Linked DNA regions of Homo sapiens: region 2 is linked to region 1. The links are chromatin loops, found by intact Hi-C in ENCODE. Cell type or tissue: HepG2. All regions are shown on one strand. Each heading gives the region's core, and the rest is flanking DNA. Links, peaks and the distances in the headings are about the cores only.

Region 1 (8,000 bases), core at 1-8,000:
AGGGGCCACAGATTCCTTGGAGAATCTAATAAAGATTTAGATCTTCCCAAGAACAAAAGTTTTCATCTTCCAAGGAGCTTGAGAACAAAACTGGGCAACAAGCCACTCTGCCTCTTCTCTTTTTCTTTCCGGTGTATCTTTAAACAAGTTTCGTTCACTGTACTCCTTTGAGATACAAACCATCAAAATGAATGTAATATAGGCAGGTGCTAATCTCAAGATCACAACTTTTGCTTTGACTTTTCCAAATGCTGCATTTGGATGTCTGTTTAGCCAGTGACTACAACTTGAGTCCGTCCTCTCTCAAGCTGCCCCATCCCTGATGTCATTTCTGCTTAATTTGCTCCACAACTCTGCTTCCAGCTTCTGGTCTCTCTTAAATCTACCTATACTCTTGCTAGCATTAATTAAATGAATAGAATTATAACACAAACAGAAGAACACATGTCATAAGCATATATTTCAATGAATGTCCACAAAGTAAACACACTGATGTCCAGCAGGTTTTCATTCCCAGTGAGATCAGTACTATGGTAAACTATACCTTGCACTTATATTGAGCAGCTGGGGGACTGAACACCAAACTTAAATGTTTTAGCAATGCCTAGAATTTTCATGATTGGTCTCATATCAGTCTTACTAAGACATAAAGGCAGAATCTAGAGGTAACAACAGCCAGGGAGGATATCCCACGTTGGCCAGCAAAAGACTTCTGCTCTTCAGTACACAAAAATGCTGTCAGTTAAGTAGATTGCTTTTATTTCCCAGAAATCTCACTGTTACCAAAAAAGGCCAAAGAAGAAATTAGAAGGGCTGTTAAAGGGAATGAGGGAAAGTTCCTCTATTTACCATACTTTTTGAGTAAGAATTTAATTTAAAAAGACATGTACACGGCCTGTAAAATTGTGACTTGTCCACTGGTGTACATAAGATCAAGTGATTTCAATTATTGATGCTATATTACAATTCTGCATTTAGGATGTTGATAGATCTTTCTACAAAACAACTTAGAAAAATTCTCCTTTGGTCACAGAAAATGCTAGCTAATAATTCTTCACAATCAAATTGTGAGCCTAATTCTTAGAGCATTAAATTTCATTCTTCTGATCATTTCTAATGTTTTAAATGCATTATTGTAAATATGGCACTGAAGTAACCATATATATACACATAAATATGTATATTTAAAAATATGTATGTTTATAAAAGTAAACATTACGCATGTATGTATTTATGTATATATGTATGTATGTACGTATGTATGTATCTATCTATCTATCTGGAGAGAGAGAGAGACAGCGACCCATGTGACCAGGCAGTATGCTCTGGGCCCTGGCGGGAGTCCTTCCCCAACACTTTTGTGTACAACACATGAGCTTGAGTTTTTATAATAGGTATTTAACATGCATAAGTGAGTACATCTACTTTACCTGAAAATACATTCAAGCCAATGTAAAATAAACAGATGAATAAACCCACAAACAAATGGCGACTACAGAGTATCTTCCGTTTACATTTACTGGGTATTTTTAATCCTTTCTTTTTTCCTACTACAACAGATAATCTTCCTTCATTCTAATTCAATTGCAAGAGTGGGAGTAAATGACTTCTGTCCAACAGTGCCAAAGATGAAGAAATCTTTATACAGTGCAATAAGTTTATTCAACAACCCGGTGAAATACTGGGAAATGCAACCTGCAACATTTCGTTGTGTTTTGAGCAGAATGAGCGTTCAGCTTGGGAACTTTGGAATGTAATAATTAGTAATTGGTAATGTCCATTTAATATAAGATTCAAAAATCCCTACATTTGGAATACTTGAACTCTATTAATAATGGTAGTATTATATATACAAGCAAATATCTATTCTCAAGTGGTAAGTCCACTGACTTATTTTATGACAAGAAATTTCAACGGAATTTTGCCAAACTATTGATACATAAGGGTTGAGAGAAACAAGCATCTATTGCAGTTTCTTTTTGCGTACAAATGATCTTACATAAATCTCATGCTTGACCATTCCTTTCTTCATAACAAAAAAGTAAGATATTCGGTATTTAACACTTTGTTATCAAGCATATTTTAAAAAGAACTGTACTGTAAATGGAATGCTTGACTTAGCAAAATTTGTGCTCTTTCATTTGCTGTTAGAAAAACAGAATTAACAAAGACAGTAATGTGAAGAGTGCATTACACTATTCTTATTCTTTAGTAACTTGGGTAGTACTGTAATATTTTTAATCATCTTAAAGTATGATTTGATATAATCTTATTGAAATTACCTTATCATGTCTTAGAGCCCGTCTTTATGTTTAAAACTAATTTCTTAAAATAAAGCCTTCAGTAAATGTTCATTACCAACTTGATAAATGCTACTCATAAGAGCTGGTTTGGGGCTATAGCATATGCTTTTTTTTTTTTAATTATTACCTGATTTAAAAATCTCTGTAAAAACGTGTAGTGTTTCATAAAATCTGTAACTCGCATTTTAATGATCCGCTATTATAAGCTTTTAATAGCATGAAAATTGTTAGGCTATATAACATTGCCACTTCAACTCTAAGGAATATTTTTGAGATATCCCTTTGGAAGACCTTGCTTGGAAGAGCCTGGACACTAACAATTCTACACCAAATTGTCTCTTCAAATACGTATGGACTGGATAACTCTGAGAAACACATCTAGTATAACTGAATAAGCAGAGCATCAAATTAAACAGACAGAAACCGAAAGCTCTATATAAATGCTCAGAGTTCTTTATGTATTTCTTATTGGCATTCAACATATGTAAAATCAGAAAACAGGGAAATTTTCATTAAAAATATTGGTTTGAAATAAAATATTTGTGCTTTGATGTTATTTTTCTTCACCCACCCAGCAATATAAACTATTCTTCAGAAAACTCTAATCTATATATAACATGTTTAGAGCAGTATTAATGTCAATTATTATTACTTTTTGTTTTGTTTTGAGATGGAATCTCGCCCTGTAGCCCAGGCTGGATGGAGTGCAGTGGCCTGATCTTGGCTCACTGCAACCTCCGCCTCCTGGGTTCAAGCGATTCTCCTGCTCCAGCCTCCCAAATAGCTGGGATTACAGGCACATGCCACCATGCCCAGCTAATTTTTTGTATCTTTAGTAGAGACGGGGTTTCACCATGTTGGCCAGGCTAGTCTCGAACTCCTGACCTCGTGATCTGCCCGCCTCTGCCTCCCAAAGTGCTGGGATTACAGGCGTGAGCCACTGAGCCTGGCCTAATGTAAATTCTTAATAACAATAATACATGTTATTAATACATATAATAATAACAATACACCATGTAATTCCTATGCTATGAAAGATAATCACCTTTATATTAAGCTACATCAAAAACAAGATTTTAAATAACTTGGGGGCGAGGGGGAAAGAACAACATTACAGATATACAAGAGATGGAGGTTTGGATTTCGAGGTTAAGAATGGGTAAATAAAGTCTTATTCTTCACAGTGGAGTTACTCAACTTTGGCTCCCTTGACATTTTGGGCCAGGTCATTCTTTGCGGCAGGGGCTGCCCTGTACATCTTTTAGTTGCACCCTGGTCTCTACACACTAGATGGCAGTAACACCTGCGTCCCCTGCCCTCCACAGGTTTTTGTTTGTTTTTTATTTTGTTAAGAGACAGAGTCTTGCTCTGTTGCCCAGGCTTCAGTGCAGCAGTGTGATCATAGCACACTGTAGCCACAAACTCCTAGGCTCAAGCAATCCTCCTGCTTCAGGCTTCCAAGTAGCTGGGACTACAGGTGCATACCACTGTGCTCAGCTAATTTTTTGTGGAGACAGGGTCTCACTTTGTTGCCCAGGCTGATATTGAACTCCTGGCTTCAAGTAATCCTCCAAGCCTTAGCCTCCTAAAGTGTTAGGATTACAGGCATGAGCCACTGCATCCAGCCTCCCCTCTACCTCTATAGTTTTGACAAACAACAATTTCTCCAGAAATTGACAAATGTCCCTGCAGGGAGTGGTGGAAGGTAGGGCAAAATCTCAGCAGGTTGCAAACAACGGCTTTACAGGAAAGTTAGTCAATTTCTAAAATGACATATCTGGAAACCTAGAACAAAACTGCTACTTTTTTGAGCAAAAAAAGAGGGAAGACCATGGTATGAGTAGAGGGATGATGATAGTATGATTTTAATAATAAATGTTCACCACCAGTAGTGCTAGAACCAGCAGTGTCCCGGGTTGCAGAACTTTGCCTTGGAAATCCAGTTCCATTTATAGTCTTGGGCAAGTTACCACCTCTCTGAGCCTGCTTCCTCACCTATAAAGGGTAGGGGTGACAACACTGAACAAGGTTGCTATGAAGAATAAATGATAAAAATATATATGCAATGCTTTGTAAACCATAAACATTTACAAAGAAAAATAAAAGATCATGAAGTCCTTAAAGATAAAAGAAAACAATACTATAATAATCACTCAAAAATTAAAATATTCTAAAGTTTCAATTGCTTTAATAAACAAAATAAATTTTTCTACAATGTAACAAAAAATTGTGATATCATGGCACTTATAAGAACATATGTAAAAGTAAAAAATGTTTACTGACATTGAAAAAACCCAACATCTTGAAATTCATCATTAAAATCATAAGGTAAATACTAAGGTTAGAATAAAAGACAGATTTATCTATGATCTGAATAGTGGAGCTTAAAGTAGCCAAGTTAATCTTTTTACAAAAAGAAAAGACAAAACCAAAATTTTAAAATACTGGAAATGATTCTTGAAATCCCTGCAATTAATTCACTGAGGTTTATGTTTGTATTTTCAATCTTCCAGCTGTTAGCCATTTTTGGTTTTAAGTTTGCAAAAAACAAATCACTAATAAAAATCATAAACAACCAAAACTGCATTAACATTTACTGCCAAAAACACATTTTCTGGTGAATACAAAATATTACCCACTGGAAAAATCCATTAAAGATTGAAAACAAGTGACTTACTATTTATTGGGTTTATGAAGGACTAAATTACTGAAGTGATTTTCTTTAACTATTATGAGGTATTTAGAAGTCACTAAAACAAAAACTTTTTTTTTTTCTTTTTTTTCCTGAGATGAGGTCTTTCCACAAATTGTCCAGGCTGGTCTCAAACTCTTGGGCTTAAGTGATCTTCCTGTCTCAGACTCCAGAGTAGATGGGATTACAGGCGTGAGCCACCACACCCAGCATTCCAAAAGCTTTTTTTAAAAAATTTCAATTTTCGTTTCCCTTAAGCTACCATACTATTTCTCTTTCATTCACAATTCAATCCCTTTTTGAAAGAATTGCCGCTTGGTGCAGAGCTGAGTTCAATTCCTGGGTATCCTTGTTAACTTTCCGTCTCACTGATCTGTCTAATGTTGACAGTGGGGTGTTAAAGTCTCCCATTATTATTGTGTGGGAGTCTAAGTCTCTAATAGACATCTACAGAACTCTCCACCCCAAATCAACAGAATATACTTTTTTTTCAGCACCACACCACACCTTTTCCAAAATTGACCATATAGTTGGAAGTGAAGCTCTCCTCAGCAAATGTAAAAGAACAGAAATTATAACAAACTGTCTCTCAGACCACAGTGCAATCAAATTAGAACTCAGTATTAAGAAACTCACTCAAAACCGCTCAACTACATGGAAACTGAACAACCTGCTCCTGAATGACTAATGGGTACATAACGAAATGAAGGCAGAAATAAAGATGTTCTTTGAAACCAATGAGAACAAAGACACAACATACCAGAATCCCTGGGACACATTCAAAGCAGTGTGTAGAGGGAAATTTATAGCACTAAATGCCCACAAGAGAAAGCAGGAAAGATCCAAAATTGACACCCTAACATCACAATTAAAAGAACTAGAAAAGCAAGAGCAAACACATTCAAAAGCTAGCAGAAGGCAAGAAATAACTAAAATCAGAGCAGAACTGAAGGAAATAGAGACATAAAAAACCCTTCAAAAAATTAATGAATCCAGGAGCTGGTTTTTTGAAAGGATCAACAAAATTGATAGACCCCTAGCAAGACTAATAAAGAAGAAAAGAGAGAAGATTCAAATAGACGCAATAAAAAATGATAAAGGGGATATCACCACCGATCCCACAGAAATACAAACTACCATCAGAGCATACTACAAACACCTCTATGCAAATAAACTAGAAAATCTAGAAGAAATGGATAAATTCCTCGACACATACACCCTCCCAAGACTAAACCAGGAAGAAGTTGAATCTCTGAATAGACCAATAACAGACTCTGAAATTGTGGCAATAATCAATAGCTTACCAACCAAAAAGAGTCCAGGACCAGATGGATTCACAGCCGAATTCTACCAGAGCTACAAGGAGGAACTGGTACCATTCCTTCTGAAACTATTCCAATCAACAGAAAAAGAGGGAATCCTCCCTAACTCTTTTTATGAGGCCAGCATCATCCTGATACCAAAGCCTGGCAGAGACACCACAAAAAAGGAGAATTTTAGACCAATATCCTTGATGAACTTTGATGCAAAAATCCTCAATAAAATACTGGCAAACCGAATCCAGCAGCACATCAAAAAGCTTATCTACCATGATCAAGTGGGCTTCATCCCTGGGATGCAAGGCTGGTTCAATATACACAAATCAATAAATGTAATCCAGCATATAAACACAACCAAAGACAAAAACCACATGATTATCTCAATAGATGCAGAAAAGGCCTTTGACAAAATTCAACAACCCTTCATGCTAAAAACTCTCAATAAATTAGGTATTGATGGGACGTATCTCAAAATAATAAGAGCTATCTATGACAGACCCACAGCCAATATCATACTGAATGGGCAAAAACTGGAAGCATTCCCTTTGAAAAGTGGCACAAGACAGGGATGCCCTCTCTCACCACTCCTATTCAACATAGTGTTGGAAGTTCTGGCCAGGGCAATTAGGCAGGAGAAGGAAATAAAGGGTATTCAATTAGGAAAAGAGGAAGTCAAATTGTCCCTGTTTGCAGATGACATGATTGTATATCTAGAAAACCCCATTGTCTCAGCCCAAAATCTCCTTAAGCTGATAAGCAACTTCAGCAAAGTCTCAGGATACAAAATCGATGTACAAAAATCACAAGCATTCTTATACACCAATAACAGACAAACAGAGAGCCAAATCATGAGTGAACTCCCATTCACAATTGCTTCAAAGAGATTAAAATACCTAGGAATCCAACTTACAAGGGATGTGAAGGACCTCTTCAAGGAGAACTACAAACCACTGCTCAATGAAATAAAAGAGGATACAAACAAATGGAAGAACATTCCATGCTCATGGGTAGGAAGAATCAATATCGTGAAAATGGCCATACTGCCCAAGGTAATTTATAGATTCAATGCCATCCCCATCAAGCTACCAATGACTTTCTTCACAGAATCGGAAAAAACTACTTTAAAGTTTATATGGAACCAAAAAAAGAGCCCGCATCGCCAAGTCAATCCCAAGCCAAAAGAACAAAGCTGGAGGCATCATGCTACCTGACTTCAAACTATACTACAAGGCTACAGTAACCAAAACAGCATGGTACTGGTACCAAAACAGAGATATAGATCAATGGAACAGAACAGAGCCCTCAGAAATAACGCCGCATATCTACAACTATCTGATCTTTGACAAACCTGAGAAAAACAAGCAATGGGGAAAGGATTCCCTATTTAATAAATGGTGCTGGGAAAACTGGCTAGCCATATGCAGAAAGCTGAAACTGGATCCCTTCCTTACACCTTATACCAAAATTAATTCAAGATGGATTAAAGACTTAAACGTTAGACCTAAAACCATAAAAACCCTAGAAGAAAACCTAGGCATTACCATTCAGGACATAGGCATGGGCAAGGACTTCATGTCTAAAACACCAAAAGCAATGGCAACAAAAGACAAAATTGACAAATGGGATCTAATTAAACTAAAGAGCTTCTGCACAGCAAAAGAAACTACCATCAGAGTGAACAGGCAA
Region 2 (16,066 bases), core at 3,134-11,133, 270 kb after region 1:
CAATGGTGCAATCTTGGCTCACTGCAACCTCAGCCTCCCGGATTCAAGCGATTCTCCTGCCTCAGCCTCCTGAGTAGCTGGGACTATAGGTCCCAGCCAATTTCTGTGTGTGTGTGTGTGTGTGTGTGTGTGTGTGCGCATGTGTGTATGTGTGTGTGTGTGTATGTGTGTATGTGTGTATGTGTTTTAGTAGAGATGGGGTTTCACCATGTTGGCCAGGCTCGTCTGAAACTCCTGACCTCAGGTGATCTGCCTGCCTTGGCCTCCCAAAGTGCTGGGATTACAGGCGTGAGCCACCATGCCCAGCCCTTATTCTTATTTTTTATTCCCTGTAAATTTTCCTTTTTTTTCCTAGTTCCTTTTGTCTCTTTATAGCTGGTTAAGTAATTTTTTTTTTTTTATTTTGCATTGTAGAGATGGGGTCTCACCACCTGCCCACGCTGGTCTTCAACTCCTGGCCTCAAGTGATCCTCCTGCCTTGGCCTTCCAAAGTGCTGAGACTATAGGCATAAGCCACAGATCCCAGCCTAAGTAATTTGATTATGATGTGCATGGTGTAGTTTTCTTTGCATTTCTTGCGATTTTTGGATATGTATGTTCATGGATTTCATTATTTGGGGATGTTTTGCCTTAATTTCTTCAAATATTTTTGTATGCCCCTGCCTCCTTTGGAGTTTTCAATTAAATTTATATTAAGCCCCTTTAAATTGTCCCATGCACATCACTGATTCTCTGTTTTCTACTCTTTTCTTCCCTCTGTGTCATTTCTCATTTTAGGTAATTTCTAATCCTGTGTCTTCAAGCTCACTAATCTTTTATTCTGCCATTTATTGCCCATAATAAATATTAATTTCAGGCCATGCATTTTTTATTTCTAAACATTCAACTTATTTCTGACTAAGGACTTGTATCCAGAATATATAAAGAACTTCTATCACTCAATAATAAAAAACAACCCAATTAAAAAAGGTAAATGTCTTTAATAGATACTTCAGAAAAGGAGATAGAGAAATAGGCCAAAAAAACCATGTGAAAACGTGCTCAACATCATTAGTCATCAGGAAAATGCAAATTAAAACCACAATCAAATACTACTATACTATCATTCAAATGGCTAAAATTTCAGAGACTGATACTACAGCGTGTTGGACAGAATTCAGAGCATACAAAAACTCTGCTGGTGGGAATGCAAAGGGATAAAATCTTTTTCCAAAACAGGTTGGCAAGTTCTTTTTTTTTTAAATAGAGACAGAGTCTCACTTTGTCACCCAGGCTAGAGTGCAGTAGTGCAATCATAGCTCACTATAACCTCAAACTCTTGGGCTCAAGTGATCGCCCTGCCTCAGCGTCCTAAGTAGCTAGGACTAGAGGTATGCACCATCATGCCCAGCTAATTAAAACTATTTATTTATTTATTTATTTTTTGTAGAGACAGGGTCTCACTATGTTGCCCAGGCTGGTTTCAAACTCCTGGCCTCAAGCAATCCTCTCAACTTGCCTTCCCAAAAGTACTGGGATTACTGGTGTGAGCCACCATGCCCAGCTGGCAATTTCTTATAAATCAAATATATATTTACCAAACAGCCTAGAAATTGCACTCCTAGGTTGTTACCGGGAAAAAAAATGAAAGCATATGTCCATATAAAAGCTTATGTAGGAATGCCCCTAGCAGCTTTATTTATAACAATAAAAAATTTAAAGCTATCCAAATGTCTGTGAAAAGGTTAATAAATTGAGTTATATCTTTACAATGTACTACTTCTCAGAGGGAAAAAAGAATAATTATTATTGCTCATCAACATGGATGAATCTCCAAAACATTATGCTGAGAGAAGCCAGATCCCTAAATATACCTGTGTTACTATTCAACTTGTATGAAAAAGACATCTAGGCCGGGCATGGTGGCTCATGACTGTAATCCCAGCACTTTGGGAGGCCGAGGCAGGTGGATTACGAGGTCAGGAGTTCAAGACCAGCTTGGCCAAGATGGTGAGACCCTGTCTCTACTAAAAATACAAAAATTAGCTGGGCACAGTGGCAGGCGCCTGTAATCTCAGCTACTTGGGAGGCCGAGGCAGGAGAATCGCTTGAACCCGGGTGGCAGAGGTTGCAGTGAGCTGAGATCGCACCACTGCACTCCAGCCAGGGCGACAGAGTGAGATTCCATCCCAAAAAAAAAAAAAAAAAAAGACATCTAAAGCAGATCAATGCTTGTCTGGGACCATATTTCTTTTTTTTTCTTTCCTTCCTTTCTTTTTCTTTTTTTTCCCAGTGGGTGGTGAGGTTGAAGTGGGCCATGATGGACTGGAGAAAGCACAGGGAACCTTCTCAAGTGGTAGAAATATGACATACCTGGATTGTAGTGATGGTTACATTGGCACATACTTATGTCAAATCTCATTAAACTCTAAAATATAATAAGTGGATTTCATAGTATATAAAGTATGCTTTAATAAAGTTGATTTAAAAATCTATTCTGCTGTCAGTCATGTTACACATAGGGGTTAGGGACTTCTAGCCAGAACATATAGGAGAGAGCCTTTCACCCTTATAGGTGGTATAGCTAGCCCTGTTCACTCTTTGGCTTTCAGGGAACACTGGGGAGTAGCTCCAGCCAGTTACTGTCAGTTGCCAGAGAGATACTAGAAGCCAGCCTCTGAAAGACCGAAAAAAAGCAAACAACAACAACAAAAAAACCCTTAGGTCTCTCACCTGAATGGGCAGTGGTGGTTAGATGCTTCCACACAGACACCTTTCAGTCTCACCAGCGTGTCACTCCGACCAGAGACCTGCAATTGCCTCTGTGCTTAGACTTTGTCCGCTAAGGGTCCTGAGTTGGGAAATGAAAAGAGAGAGGGGAGAGAGTTTCCCAATAGGAGAGAGAGTCCCCGTATGGGCCACCCAAGTGTCACCGGGGAGCAACGACTATCTGGGCTGGTGGCGTGGAGGTAAAAGAAACTACCAAGACAGCTGTAGGTAGAGAAAGGCAGATGTATTAAAGAAAGTAGGAAAATACATTGTGATAAGGCAATGGGCAGCCTGCAAGAGAGAAGCTAACTGCCAGGAAACAAATGCTTGCTGAGGATTTTATAGAATGGAACTTGGGAACTAACTTGCAAACTTGCACTCTTCTGTCAGCCAGGATGTTTGATAAATTGAGGCATTTGATGCTAAGCAGAAATTTGAGAGTTATGTATGTTGTTTGTTCAGGAGGTCTGTATGTCCTGGGCAATAAGGAAAAACAGACCTATAATTCTTCTGCTTTCTCTTTTTGTTTATATGTCCTGAACCGTGAAGAAAAGCATATTTACAGCTTATCTGCTTTATCTCTTTGCTTTGATTTGGTCCCACCAGCCTGACTCCTTTTCCCTAATTAAGACTCCACATTTGGGAGGCCAAGATAAGAGGATCGCTTGAGCCCAGGAGTTGGAGACCAGCCTGGGTAACATGGTAAAACCCATCTCTACAAAAATACGCACACACACAAAATTAGCTGGGCATGGTGGCATGCACTTGTAGAATCTCAGCTACTTGGGAGGCTGAGGCAGGAGGATTGCCTGAGCCTGGAAGGTTGAGGCTGCAGTGAGCGGTGATCACATTTCTGGACTCCAGCCTGGGCGACGAAATGAGACCCTGTCTCAAAAACAACAAAAGCCACAACAACCCACAAAAAACAGAGAGTGTGAGGAGAAGGGACTCCTAGGTACGCATATGCAAGCCCAGATCTACAGAGAGACAAGGAACTGGCCCAGTGTATTAGTCAGTTTTCACTCTGCTATAAAGTCGCCACACGAGACTGAGTAATTTATAAAGGAAAGAGGTTTAATTGACTCAGTTCTGCATGGCTGGGGAGGCCTTAGGAAACTTACTATCATGGCGGAAGGGGAAGCAGGCACATCTTACATGGCAACAGGCCTGGGGGACACCACTCCCACAATCCAATCACCTCTCACCAGGCCCTCCCTCAACACATGGGGACTATGGGGATTACAATTTGAGATGGAATTAAATTATCCAGTCTCAGCCAAACCATATCACCCAGTGAACAGTGAGCGGGGTGGGGACAGAGGGCCAGGGGGAAAGAGCCGCTGAGCTGCAGCCAGAGTGATGCAGCAGGAAATGGTGCTGAGGTGAGGCTGGGGGCCAGGCCAGAGCAGCTGGGTGTGCACTGTGCGTTTCACAGATGCCTGGAGGGAAAAGGCGGGGCCTGGGGGAATGTGGAGCAACAATGACTCTCATCCACTGCTGGGGGAATGCAAAATGATACAGCATCTGGAAGAAAGTTTGGCAGTTTCTTACAAAGCTAAGTATACGCCTACCATGGAACCCGAAAGCACTCATAGATATTTACCCAACTGATTTGAAAAGTATGTCCACATAAAACCTGCATGCAACATTCACTGCTTTGTTCCTAGTCATTAAAAACGGGAAGCAGCCAAAATGATCAACAGGGGAATGGACAAACTGTGGTATATCCATAAAACAGAATTCAATTTAGTGATAAAAGGAACAAGCTATTGATCATGCAGTAACATGAATGAATCTTCTTTTTGAGATGGAGTCTTGCTCTGTTGCCCATGCTGGAGTGCAATGGTGCGATCTCAGCTCACTGCAACCTCTTCCTCCCGGGTTCAGTTGATTCTCCTGCCTCAGCCTCCTGAGTAGCTGGGATGACAGGCATGTGCCACCAAGCCCAGCTAATTTTTGTATTTTTAGTCGAGACGGGGTTTCCCTGTGTTGGTCAGGCTGGTCTTGAACTCCTGACCTCAGGTGATACACCCACCTCGACCTCCCAAAGTGCTGGGATTACAGGCGTGAGCCACTGCACCCAGCCACATGGATGAATTTTAGATGCATTTTGCTAAGTGAAAGAAGCCAGACGCAAAAGGCACACGTGATATGATTCCATTCATAGAACATTTTGGACAATGCTGAACCATAGGGATGGAGAACAGATCCGTGGTTGCCAGGAGCTGATGGAGTGGGGAGAGGTTGGCTCCAAAGGGGATGCATGGGAGACCTTGCGGATGTAGGAACTGCTCCTTTTGTTGCTGGAGTGGTGGATGGGAGACTCTACACATTGGCTCAGATCCATGGAACTGCACAGCCCTGAGACTGAACTTTCGTGTGTGCAAACTAAAAAAATCAACCAGGATGGAAATAAAAACTCATCAAACGTATACATGGGATACTTACATTTCATTGTATGTAGATTTTACCCTAATAATGTAGAAACTGAGGTGCCCTGAAGATCTCACTACTTACTTGGCAGACAATCTTAAAAGGGCCTCAGTTGCATTGTCAGGGTTTGCTACAAAATTAAACAGCATTAGCACAAAACAAACACAACATTCTTTTGTCTCTTTTCTAGGCAGCAGGCTTTATTTTGTGTGCTTTGGGCTTATTCTGTCAGGAGAAGGGTGCCTAGTGTCAAATCCTGCAAGGCCTGAGATGGGGGCCTCTCAGGTGACCTTAGGCCTCCCAGGTGACCTCAGATCTCTCAGGTGAGGTCTATCCTCCCAGGTGACCTCTGCCCTGCCAGGTGAGGTTCTAGCGCAGTGACTTTGACTCTTGCAGGACATGGGCTACTGCCAGGGTGTGAGCCAGGTCGCTGTTGTCCTGCTGATGTTCCCCAAGGAGAAAGAGGCCTTCTTGGCACTAGCTCAGCTGCTGACCAGCAAAAACCTGCCAGACACTGTAGATGGACAGCTGCCTATGGGGCCTCACAGCCGGGCCAGGTGATGGCTACACTGGCCCAGTGACGGCAACCTACAGCCATAGCGCCTTCTGTCCCTGCCTCATTCGGTGGGCTAGGCAGCGCACCATAGGTCCTCCCAGACACCTGGCTCTGTAGTGGAAAGAAGGATTGACAGGCTCCCCGCAGCTTTCACCCTCTCCTTTGTTCTGGAACCTGCCGCTGCCTAAGGAATTCTTTGGCAAAAGACTGCTTCCTGGGTCTCAGGGGTCGGACATGGGGAGGGTCAGGGCGGGGTCAGGGGCTGTCTTGGGAGGGGGTTAGGGACGGGTTCAGCGCCTGTCTGGGGCTGGGGTCAGGGCGAGGTCAGGACCTGTTTCCCAGGAGTCAGGGCCAGGAGTCACCGCCTGTTTCGGGGGTCAGGGTCAGCTCCAGTTCCCCTTCCTTCTGTCCTCGTGTCAGGCGATGATGGGTGTGGGGTCAACGCGGACCAGAGCCCAGCCGGGGCCCCTGCTCTGGTCTCTGCTGCCGCTGCTGCTCCTGAGCCCAGAGGCCGCCCCTGCCCCACAGTCCCGCGCCGCCAGCCCCTCGCAGGCTCCGGGGGAGGCCAGAGAGAGCTTGGGGGCGCAGCAGGGCCGGGAGCCCGCAGCCAGAGCCCAAGGTCCGTTTGAAGCAGAGGGTGTGGGGCCGAGCCGGCCTCGGAGGCAGAGGGCAGGGGGCAGGGGGCATTTGAGGGGGCCACTGGGCCACGGGGGCAGGGGGTCGAGGGCTCGGCAAGACCAGATGAGGTAAGGAGTGTCCGGGAGAGGCAGGCGTCTGCGGAGAGATGGGGGAACTGCAGGCTAGAGGCGGTGGGGAGAAGGCCGGGGCTCTGGGCCTGGTGCCAGGGCCGGAAGTCACCCGAATCCGTTGTCTCTCTCTCCTTCCCTCCCAGCCAGGTGGCTCCAGAGACGACATCAAGCAAGGTGGGTCAGGCTTCCCGCTCTTGGTCCCAGGACTGGGTGTGGGGCCCACGAAACTGGACGGGGTGCCAGGGCCTGGTGCCTGGTGCCGGGGCTGGGTGGAGGGAGACAGCACCGGGACTGCTGCTGGGCCCCGGGAGTGGGGTGGGCCCTGGGGTCTCATGTCCCCTTGTTGAGGCCTGGAAGCGTAGGCCAGGGATCAGGACACTGCCCCTCAGGGGTCCAGGCCCGCAGCTCCCCCTCCCAGCTGTGAGTCTCAGAACCAAGGCTGTCCACATCAGCCCCACCCCCTCTCACCTTCTAAAAATAGAAGATCAAGAATCAGAGAGAGGGAGCAAGTTTCCCCAAGTCACACAGCACAACAGACTCCTGCCTGAGAATCTCTCTCCCTGGGATACTGGAGTGAGGTGCGGGGGTGGGCACAGCCACTTGGACACCCCCGAGACCTTCAGTTCTTTGATCTGCAAAGTAGGCATGCAGGTGTTCTGATGGAGGGAAGTAAAGTCCCAGGGCTGGATTCCAGTCCACCAGTCCTTGGCAGGTCCGGATGAGCTGCTGTGGCCACCCTGGGTCAGCCTTGCCCTGCCTGCCAGACCCCTGGTCCCTCATTCCCACAGAGCCTGCTCAATTGTACTCTGTCATCTGGTCCTGCTAGTGGCCATAGAAGGCAGATGCTGGAGTAGCCCTCAGTCATTTTGGCCAGGTCACCTATTCTTTGGCCTTGGTTTTCCCATCTGTGAAGAGAGCAGAGGCCTCACTGGGGTGGCATTCATGGGCACCACTAGTGTCTCTAACAGGTGGACCGGGGTGTCTCCACAGTGTGTGGGAAGCCTAAGGTGGTGGGGAAGATCTATGGTGGCCGGGACGCAGCAGCTGGCCAGTGGCCATGGCAGGCCAGCCTGCTCTACTGGGGCTCGCACCTCTGTGGAGCTGTCCTCATCGACTCCTGCTGGCTGGTATCAACTACCCACTGCTTTCTCAAGTGAGTCCTCCCTCCCTGGGCCCCAGCAGAGGGGCTGATGGGGAGGAAGATGCAAGGGACGAGGGTTAGGGGGCTGGGGGGGTTATGTCTTTCTCCTCTGGGCTTTGCTCTGGGGAAGTCTGCTGCCACCAAACTGATGCAGTGCCTGCCGTTGACCCGTAGTCCCCTCCACCAGGACTGTCCTCCCCACTCTCCACCCACTGTCCCTCCATCTGCCCAGAACCTCCTCATCCTTCATCCTCAGCTCTGGCAGGGAGTTCCCTGGCCCCTGTGTCTGTCTGCTCAACCCAGACATGCGTGAGAGCATTGGCAGTGTCTGTGCTGGCCACCTGCAGGGCTTCTCTTCAGTGTGCACCATGCTCCTGTGAGTCAGACTCCAGGCAGGGACTGGGGACTCTGCAGGTAGCCAGCAGCCAGGCGATGCTTTTTTTCTGTAAAACTGTATGCCTGGAAGGAGCTGTGCCAGGCTGCATGTATTGGTGGGAAGAGTGGGGCCCCCTGACCCTGGAGAATGACATGGACAGTCAGGGGTGCTACTCCTCTGGCCCTCCTGAGCCTGACTCAGTGCCCAGCTTCTGAACAGTCATGGAGGGACCCAGAGGGAGAGGAAGGCATCACAGTCCAGGTATGGAGTCAGCTTGGGCACCTAGTGGCTTTGAGACTCCAACTATTGGGCACCGTGAGCATCTCCTGGGTGTCACACCACCCAAGACCCTCTATGGCACAGAGTGTGGCAAGACCCCAAGTGAAGGTGTCTCTATGGGAAGGCGAGGCACAAGCTCCAACAAGCAGGATGCAGGAGAGAAAGCCCAGAGTGAGTGAGAAGAGCTGACCCGAGGCAGGGTCATCCAGAGAGATGCTGTAGTCTTGAGGGAGGATGAGGAGCTGCAGGGGATTGCCAGAGGGGAGGCTTTGGTATGGGGAGTGTGGCGAGGGGTTTCCTGGCAGCTGACCCATGTGAACAAAGTCACAAAGGTCAGAAGTTTCATTACTTGTGTTCAGGAACAAGAAGAGCATCAGTTTCATGCACTCATCTGGGCATTGAACAAATCCTTTATGAGTGCTTACAACAGTGGGGAAGACACCCTTGGGGAGAGCAGGAAAGGTGGTTAGGCCAGGAAGCAGGTCATAGGTAGCCTTCGGAAGGATCAGGCTGGAGCCAGAATTAAGCCAGAGCTCCTCTTGTGTAAAATAAAAGGGCTGGATTTGATGACTCTGTCAAGGACTTTCCTGGCACTAGGATTCTCTGCTCCTCTGATTCAAGGGTGTGCTGGGGAAGCCATATGTCCTGAGGTTGTGAGTAGAATAGCCATTAGCCTCAAAAAAAAAAAAAGAGCTCCTGACTGTCAGAAAGGGGGATACAAAGCTGCCTAGAATCATGTCAGGGGAGAAGGACCCAGAGGTGTGTGGGCAGTTACAAGTGGATGTAAAAAGAGAGTGCTGCCCCGCACTCTCAGAGAATGGTAAAAATGGGCCCTTCCTCCTCCAGCAAATCCCAGGCCCCGAAGAACTATCAGGTTCTGTTGGGAAACATCCAACTGTATCATCAAACCCAGCACACCCAGAAGATGTCTGTGCACCGGATCATCACCCATCCAGACTTTGAGAAGCTCCACCCCTTTGGGAGTGACATTGCCATGTTGCAGCTGCACCTGCCTATGAACTTCACTTCCTACATTGTCCCTGTCTGCCTCCCATCCCGGGACATGCAGCTGCCCAGTAACGTGTCCTGTTGGATAACCGGCTGGGGAATGCTCACCGAAGACCATAAGAGGGGTGTGGGAGAGGCGGGAGGATGAGGGAGGGGAAGGAGAGGGAGGCAGAGGGGAAGAAGGAAGGATGGCTTAGCCAGGCAAAGAGGAAGCCACTGGACTTGGCCCTCTGTGCCTCATTTCCATGACCGGTAAGGTGAGGACCACCACGCTGGGGCCTTTCTACTTCTGAAAGTTTGTGATCCCATAGCTTTAGAGTTCCCTGAGTCCCAGGCTCTGAAAGTCTGGGAATCTTTAACTTTTGAGAATCCAGAATCTGGGTTCTTTGAGTCTTCATGGTTCTTCTTTTTAATGTTTTATTTATTTATTCATTTATTTATTTACTTATTTATTTTTTGAGACGGAGTCTCACTCTGTCACCTAGGCTAGAGTACAGTGGCATGATCTCGGCTCACTGCAACCTCCGCCTCCCAGGTTCAAGCAATTCTCCTGCCTTAGCCTCTCAAGTAGCTGGCATTACAGGCATGCACCACCATGCCCGGCTAATTTTGTATCTTTAGTAGAGACAGGGTTTCTCCATGTAGGTCAGGCTGGTCTTGAACTCCTGACCTCAGGTGATCTGCCTGCCTTGGCTTCCCAAAGTGCTGGGATGACAGGCGTGAGCCACTATTTTAAGGTTTTAGTCAGCCATGGGACTAAGATGACTCGATTGAACTCCAAAGACATGCTTGGGGGCTGGCCCATTCTAGGTCACCACCAAACACTTGGATCGTCCCTTGCTTGGGAAGGTGCTTGGGAAGAGTGGAGAGAAAACACATGGTGGCTCTGCAGTCTGAGGCTGCATGATCCAGTTAGAATGATTGCGACGTAGAACTCTTGACCTTCTCTGAACCTCATGTTGCTCTTATCCTAACCTGGGTCATTCATCTACTTCACAGTCTTGTTACGTGACTGAATAACAGAGGAGAGAGTTGTGTGTGTTTTCATCGTTAGATGAGTAGGAAAGAAATGTAAGCAAAGATTTATACACAAGAGTGTTTATTGAAGAAAGGAGTGTTTACAGTTTAGGGAAATGCTTATGGTATGATGTTAAGGGAAAAAGGAAGAACATATATTTAATTATGTGTAGGGTTAGCATTTCTCAACAGAGGTGCTGTACGTATTTTTGATAGAATATGTCTTCACTGAGTGGGGCTCTGCTAGCATCCATGGCCTTTGACTGCCAGATGGAGGGGATTCTCCCTGATCATCTGCTGGCTGGTCCCCAGCATTCACACATACATCTGGTTATACCTTGAGGGTAGAGGCAACATATACTTGTTTTAATATCCCAAACGGTGCTCCTGGGCTGGTACCACCGTGCTGCATGACACTGATAGACCACCATTTCTTGCCTGTAGCTTCGGAACTGGTCACCCAGCTTCCATTCTTCTGTGCCCCCACTGTAGGCTCCATGTGGGTGTCGGAGTGTTACTTTAAATATTAGTCATGTCACTTCCCGGTTCAGTATTCTACAGTAACTTCTCATTTGTGCAAAATGAAATCCAGACACATGGCCAGGCGTGGTGGCTCATGCCTGCAATTCCAGCACCCTTCCCATCCCCCACCTCCCACCGCGCCCTTCCCATCCCCCACCTCCCACCACACCCTTCACATCCCCCATCTCCCACAGCACCCTTCACATCCCCCACCTCCCACCGCACCCTTCACATCCCCCACCTCCCACCGCACCCTTCACATCCCCCACCTCCCACCGCACCCTTCACATCCCCCACCTCCCACCACACCCTTCACATCCCCCACCTCCCACCGCACCCTTCACATCCCCCATCTCCTGCTCCAGTCATGACACATCCCACCTTCCAATGCACCCTTTCCATTCTTCATATTTCACTGCAGCCATTACATACCCCATCTTTTACTGCAGCCTTCACATACCCCACCCCATCCTCTTGGGCCTCCTGGGTACTCTTTGAACATCTCAAGGCTATTTCTATCTCGGGGCCTTTAGCTGCTGTTTTTTTTTTTTCTTAGCTTGCTTGTCATTCTCATCTTTGCAGGAGTCACTTCTTTACATTTACTATTCAGTTTTTTTTCTTGGTTTTACTTAATCATGTGAGCTAAAATAGGCAACCCCCTCTATCACATCTTCCTGTTTTATTTTCTTCATATCACTTAATCTAAAATATTTTTTAATTTATTATTTCATATAATCTGTCACTTTCTACTAAAAATTATCTATATCATTAGCATGTAAAAGACAGCACCAGGATAGCTGAATAGATGAGTGAATAGATCAGTGATTGTGTTAGTGAATGGATGGATGGATGGATGGATGGATGGATGGATGGATGGATGAATGGATAAATGGATGGATAATGGATGGCTAGAATGATGGGTGACTGCATGGATGGAAGGATAAGTGGAGGGATGAGTGGATGGATGGATGGATTGATGGATGATATTTGAGTTGGTAGATGGATGTTTGGATAGATGTGTAGATAGAAGGATTGGTGAGGGGTGGACAGATGGAGTGGGTGGATGTGTCAGTGGGTGGATGTGTCAGTAGGTGGAGAGGAGGATAGGTGGGTGAGAGATGGAGGGCTCGATGGAGAGATGGCTGCAAGGATGGATGGATGGGCAAATATCTGGAAAGTGAGTGGATGAATGGGTAGGTGTGGGAAGATAGGTAGATGGAGGAATGGGTGAGTGAGTGGATGGGATGATGGGTGGAGAAGAAAGGTTAGTGATAGATGGAGGGAGAATGGATGGGATGGTTCATGAAAGAGTAAGTTGGTCAGTGAATAGTTGCTAAGTTCCAATAAATGAGTCATGTGTTGGTGGGATTTGCCTCTTGTAGAATAAGAGAGGTGTGATCTATTGCTATGAGAGAGGTAGAGGGAATAGGATGACTATGTGCAAAGGTTTGAGAAAAAGAAGAGAAGCTTATCAAGGATGGGTAGTAGAGTGAAGCAGCAGTTAAAGCTCAGCAGTTCTGAGAAAACCTATGTTTGGGGGGTTGTGGTTAGCAGTCAGACAGAGTAGGGGCTCAGAGTAGCCTGAACTTTCTTAGTTAACCTACAGGACATGTCATTGATCTCCCCCTTATCTATTCAGTGCAACTGTCACCACCCTTCTATCTCCAGGAGGGCAAGGTGGGCCTCATTGAGAACACACTCTGTAATACCTTATATGGGCAAAGAACTGGCAAAGGCGAGACCTAAGCTTTGCACGAGGAGATGCTGTGTGGGGGGGGACTTCTCGACAGGAAAGTCCATCTGCAAAGTGAGTACGGTCATTTCCTCTCTTCCTTTGCATATTCTCTTGGCCTCAGTTTCCCTTGGGACGGGTCTCTGTGTTGCCTCTGCTTTCTTTGTGGTGTCCCTTGGAATTCCTGTTTCCTCTCCTCTGAGTGTCCTCCCTGGGCTCCATCCCTCAGAAGTCTCCCCTAGACTAGCCCCTTCCCCAGCGCATCTCAGCAGGAACATCTGCTGGAAGGATCTTCAAACAGCATTTTTTAATATATTTTAAACTTTTTATTAAAGCATAATATATATACACAAGAGTACATAATTAATAAGTATATAGTTTGGTGAACTTTCCCACACTGATACAACATGTTACCAGCACCCGAGAAGCACCCATGTGCCTCCTTCTTATCACTAACGCCCAAGGGTAACAAACACCTTCACTTTTAACACCGTAGATTCTGAAATTCCTGTAAGTGGAATTTACAGTCAGCACTCTCTTGTGTCCTAACAGTGTATTTCTGAGATTTGTCCATACTATTACACGTTGTTATGGTGTGTTCTTCTCACTGCTCGACAGCGCGCTATTGTGTGAGTTGAATTCTACATTGGATAAGTATTTGAGTAGGTTCCAAGTTGGAGGTATTATAAGTAGCTGTGCTATGTACATGTTTGTATTTGTCTTTGGGACACAGATGAATATATTTTATTGCATAGAATCCTATGAGTAGAATTGCTAGATAAAAAGATGTGTCTGTGTGTTCAGCTTTGGCAGAGGATAGCAAACCGCCTTCCCTCTAGCAGAGGATGAGAGCTTCTTTTCTCACCAACTTTTATTCCTTTCCATCTTTTCTGATTTTGGCCATTTTGGTGAGTGTGTAGTTTTTGGCTTAAAATTTTTTGTATGTTTATTATTATTGGATATCTTTATGAAGTTTCCCTTCAAGTTCTTTTTCTCCTCTCATTTTTCTGTTGGGTTGTCTGTCTTTTTCTTCTAGGAGCTCTTTATGTATTCCGGACATAAGTTCACAGTAAGATACATGGTGTGAAAATCCTTTTCAACCTTCTGTAATGTTCCATCTTATAGGTGGGGAAATTGAGGCCCAGAGAGGAAAAGTGGCTAGCCTAAGTGAGGCAGTACAACCTGGGCCCAGGTGTTGCGACTCCAAGGCCAACCCTGCCTCCACAACCTCTCCCACAGGTGGTAGCCTCTTAAGCTGACATCTGTGGGCCGAGCTTTTGCATAGACACCACTGTAGGGCAGAGAGGAAAGTGCTGGGACCCTGGAATGAGAGACATTGCTCCACCACATGTGCCTGCCCTGTGACCTGGGATGTTCTCTTCACCTCCTGAGCCTGGGTCCTCATCAGCTGCGTGAGGATTCCAAGGCCTCCTCCATGAGGTGGTTGGAAGGATGGCGTCCACTTGGAACCTCAGAGTGTGACCTTATTCGGAAGTAGGATCTTTACAGATGTAATTAGTTAAGAATCTCAAGATGAACCCATCCTAGATTTAGGGTGGGCCCTAAATTCAATGACTGGTGTCCTTAAAAGAGGGGGAGAGGCCATAGAGACACACATGGAGAAGATGGCCATGTGCAGAAAGACATGGAGAGGAGAGGGATGCCGCCACAAGCCAAGGAATGCCTGTGCCGCCAGAAGCTGGAACAGCCAAGGGAGGGTCTTCCCCTAGAGCCTTTGGAGGTAGTGTGTCCCTGGAAGCACACTGATTTCAGTTTTGTGGCCTCTAGAACTGTGAGAGAATACATTTCTGTTGCTTCTAAGCCACCAAGGTGGTGGCAGTGTGTTATGGCAAGCCCTTGGAAATGGATATGTTTGGCAAAGACCACAATGCTAGCAAAATGATAGATTGAAAACTAGAACCAGGTCTTTCCTTCCCCCTAGTCTGAGCCCTGAGTCCCCCTGGCCCGTGGGAAGGGCTCATTGGCAGCACTGTTTTCAATATTGCCCGGCAAGCTAACTGAGTAGTGGGAGGGAGCTCAGCCCACCTGCCTGCCCAGCGGGAGCCAGCCCCAGGCTTCTTGGTTTCCTGTCCACGTCCACATACTTCATTGTTCCTCCTTTCTGGCTGTGGCCTGGCCCCTTCTCCTCACAGAGTCATCTGTACCCCAGGGGGAGCAGGGAGCCTGCCCAATGCCCAGCCCTGGTGGGGCTCAGCCAACAAGTCCTTAGTCCAGCTCCCTTCCAGCCTTGTTCCCCACCAGCCTCTCTTGCAAAGGTCATGCCCCTGGAGCCTCAGGGCCAGCACACTTTGCCTACCTGCTGGACATTCCACAGTGCCCTCAGCCCTGCCCCTCCTCTAGTTCCTTGCCCAGGCCAAGGACACCACTGAGGTGGACATCTCCTGAGCCTTTCAGCCACCACTGCCTGTCTGTGAGATTCCATCTGGATTCATCTCCTGCTGAGCCATCTGCTGTGGTCCCCGCCTCCACCCTGTGGCTCTCTTCTCTTCCCTGCATGGAGCACGCAAAAACAGCTTTGAGGAGAGAGAGAGCTGCAGGGTGACTCAGCGCTCAGACTGCGAGCAGGACACAGCTGGTTGCAGTCTTCACTCTGTCACTTGCATGTGCTGTGACCTTAGCTAAGTTTTCTCACCCGTGCAGTGGGCTTGCTAACAGCCTCCACTTCATAAGGTTCCTGTAGAAATGTAGCACCATGCCTGGCATTTAGCAGGTGCTTAATAAGTGTTGGCTTCCATGTTCCTGGCCTTGTCTGTTTTCCTCTATCTGAGTTGTACTCATTCTTCTGGGCCTATCTCGGACCTGCCCTTTCACCCAATGTGGAATTCACCACCAGGCCCACCAGTTACACGTGGCTTCCTCTGTCTCCACAGTAGTGCAAACCACAGCCTAGTTTGCATGGGGTACATTAATGTTGGGACTTCCTCTGCGTACTCGGAGCTCCCAAGGGTCAGGGCCAGGAGACCCTTGGAGTCCTTCCCGTCTCTCCCAGACTGGCCCAGAATCAAGCGTGATGTTGGCAAGCAGGTGGTTCATCTGCATGGATCACTGAGGCCTGGAGTAGTCAGGGACCATTGCCCGGAGGACCAGGCCTCCTCTTGCCCTCAAACAAGCTGGGTGGGCACTCCGAGTAGGGAAGCACTGAGGGGTGGATCTGAGACAGCGAAGGCACTTTCCACTCCCAAGAAGACCCCGGGCATGAATTTGCCAGGGCTGCAGGAGCAAATCCCCACAAACTGGGCGGCTGAGACCACAGATGTCTATTATCTTGCAGTTCTAGAGGGCAAAAGTCTAAAATCAAGGTGTCATCAGAGCTGGGTTTTTTTCTGGAGGCTCTAGAGGAGATTCAATTTCCTTTTCCAACTTCTAGAGGCCGCCCACACTCCTGGGCTCATGGTCTCTTTCTCCATCTTCAAAGCTATCAGTGTGACCTCTGTGTCTGTTGTCATATCTCCTCCTCTGACTCTGACCCTTCTGCCTCCTGCCT

The links. Peaks named below come from ENCODE experiments on the same cell type or tissue, not always from the same donor. Only the 100,000 strongest peaks of a DNase experiment are listed, where the experiment ranks them.
Region 2: a loop joins it to region 1, with 14 times the contacts of the local background. A loop is called at or near these places in 2 of 110 quality-filtered maps.

Annotation. Positions count from the first base shown.
Region 1 is chr9:92,451,045-92,459,044 of GRCh38, reverse strand. The region is part of intron 5 of CENPP (centromere protein P); the gene reads right to left. It overlaps ASPN (asporin), which reads left to right. Exons shown (of 8, transcript NM_017680.6): 8 at 1,560-2,840. The coding sequence ends at 1,757. Among named protein-coding and RNA genes, the nearest start is that of ASPN, 27 kb to the left of the region's middle. In HepG2, for the core only: a CTCF peak has its summit at 3,594 (motif pointing right); no DNase peak of the experiment used is centred there.
Region 2 is chr9:92,180,091-92,196,156 of GRCh38, reverse strand. It overlaps the pseudogene PRSS47P. Among named protein-coding and RNA genes, the nearest start is that of LINC00475, 47 kb to the right of the region's middle. RefSeq lists enhancers at 6,693-7,436, 8,482-8,681. In HepG2, for the core only: a CTCF peak has its summit at 6,586; a DNase peak (open chromatin) is centred at 6,586; H3K4me3 peaks cover 780 bases; H3K27me3 peaks cover 348 bases.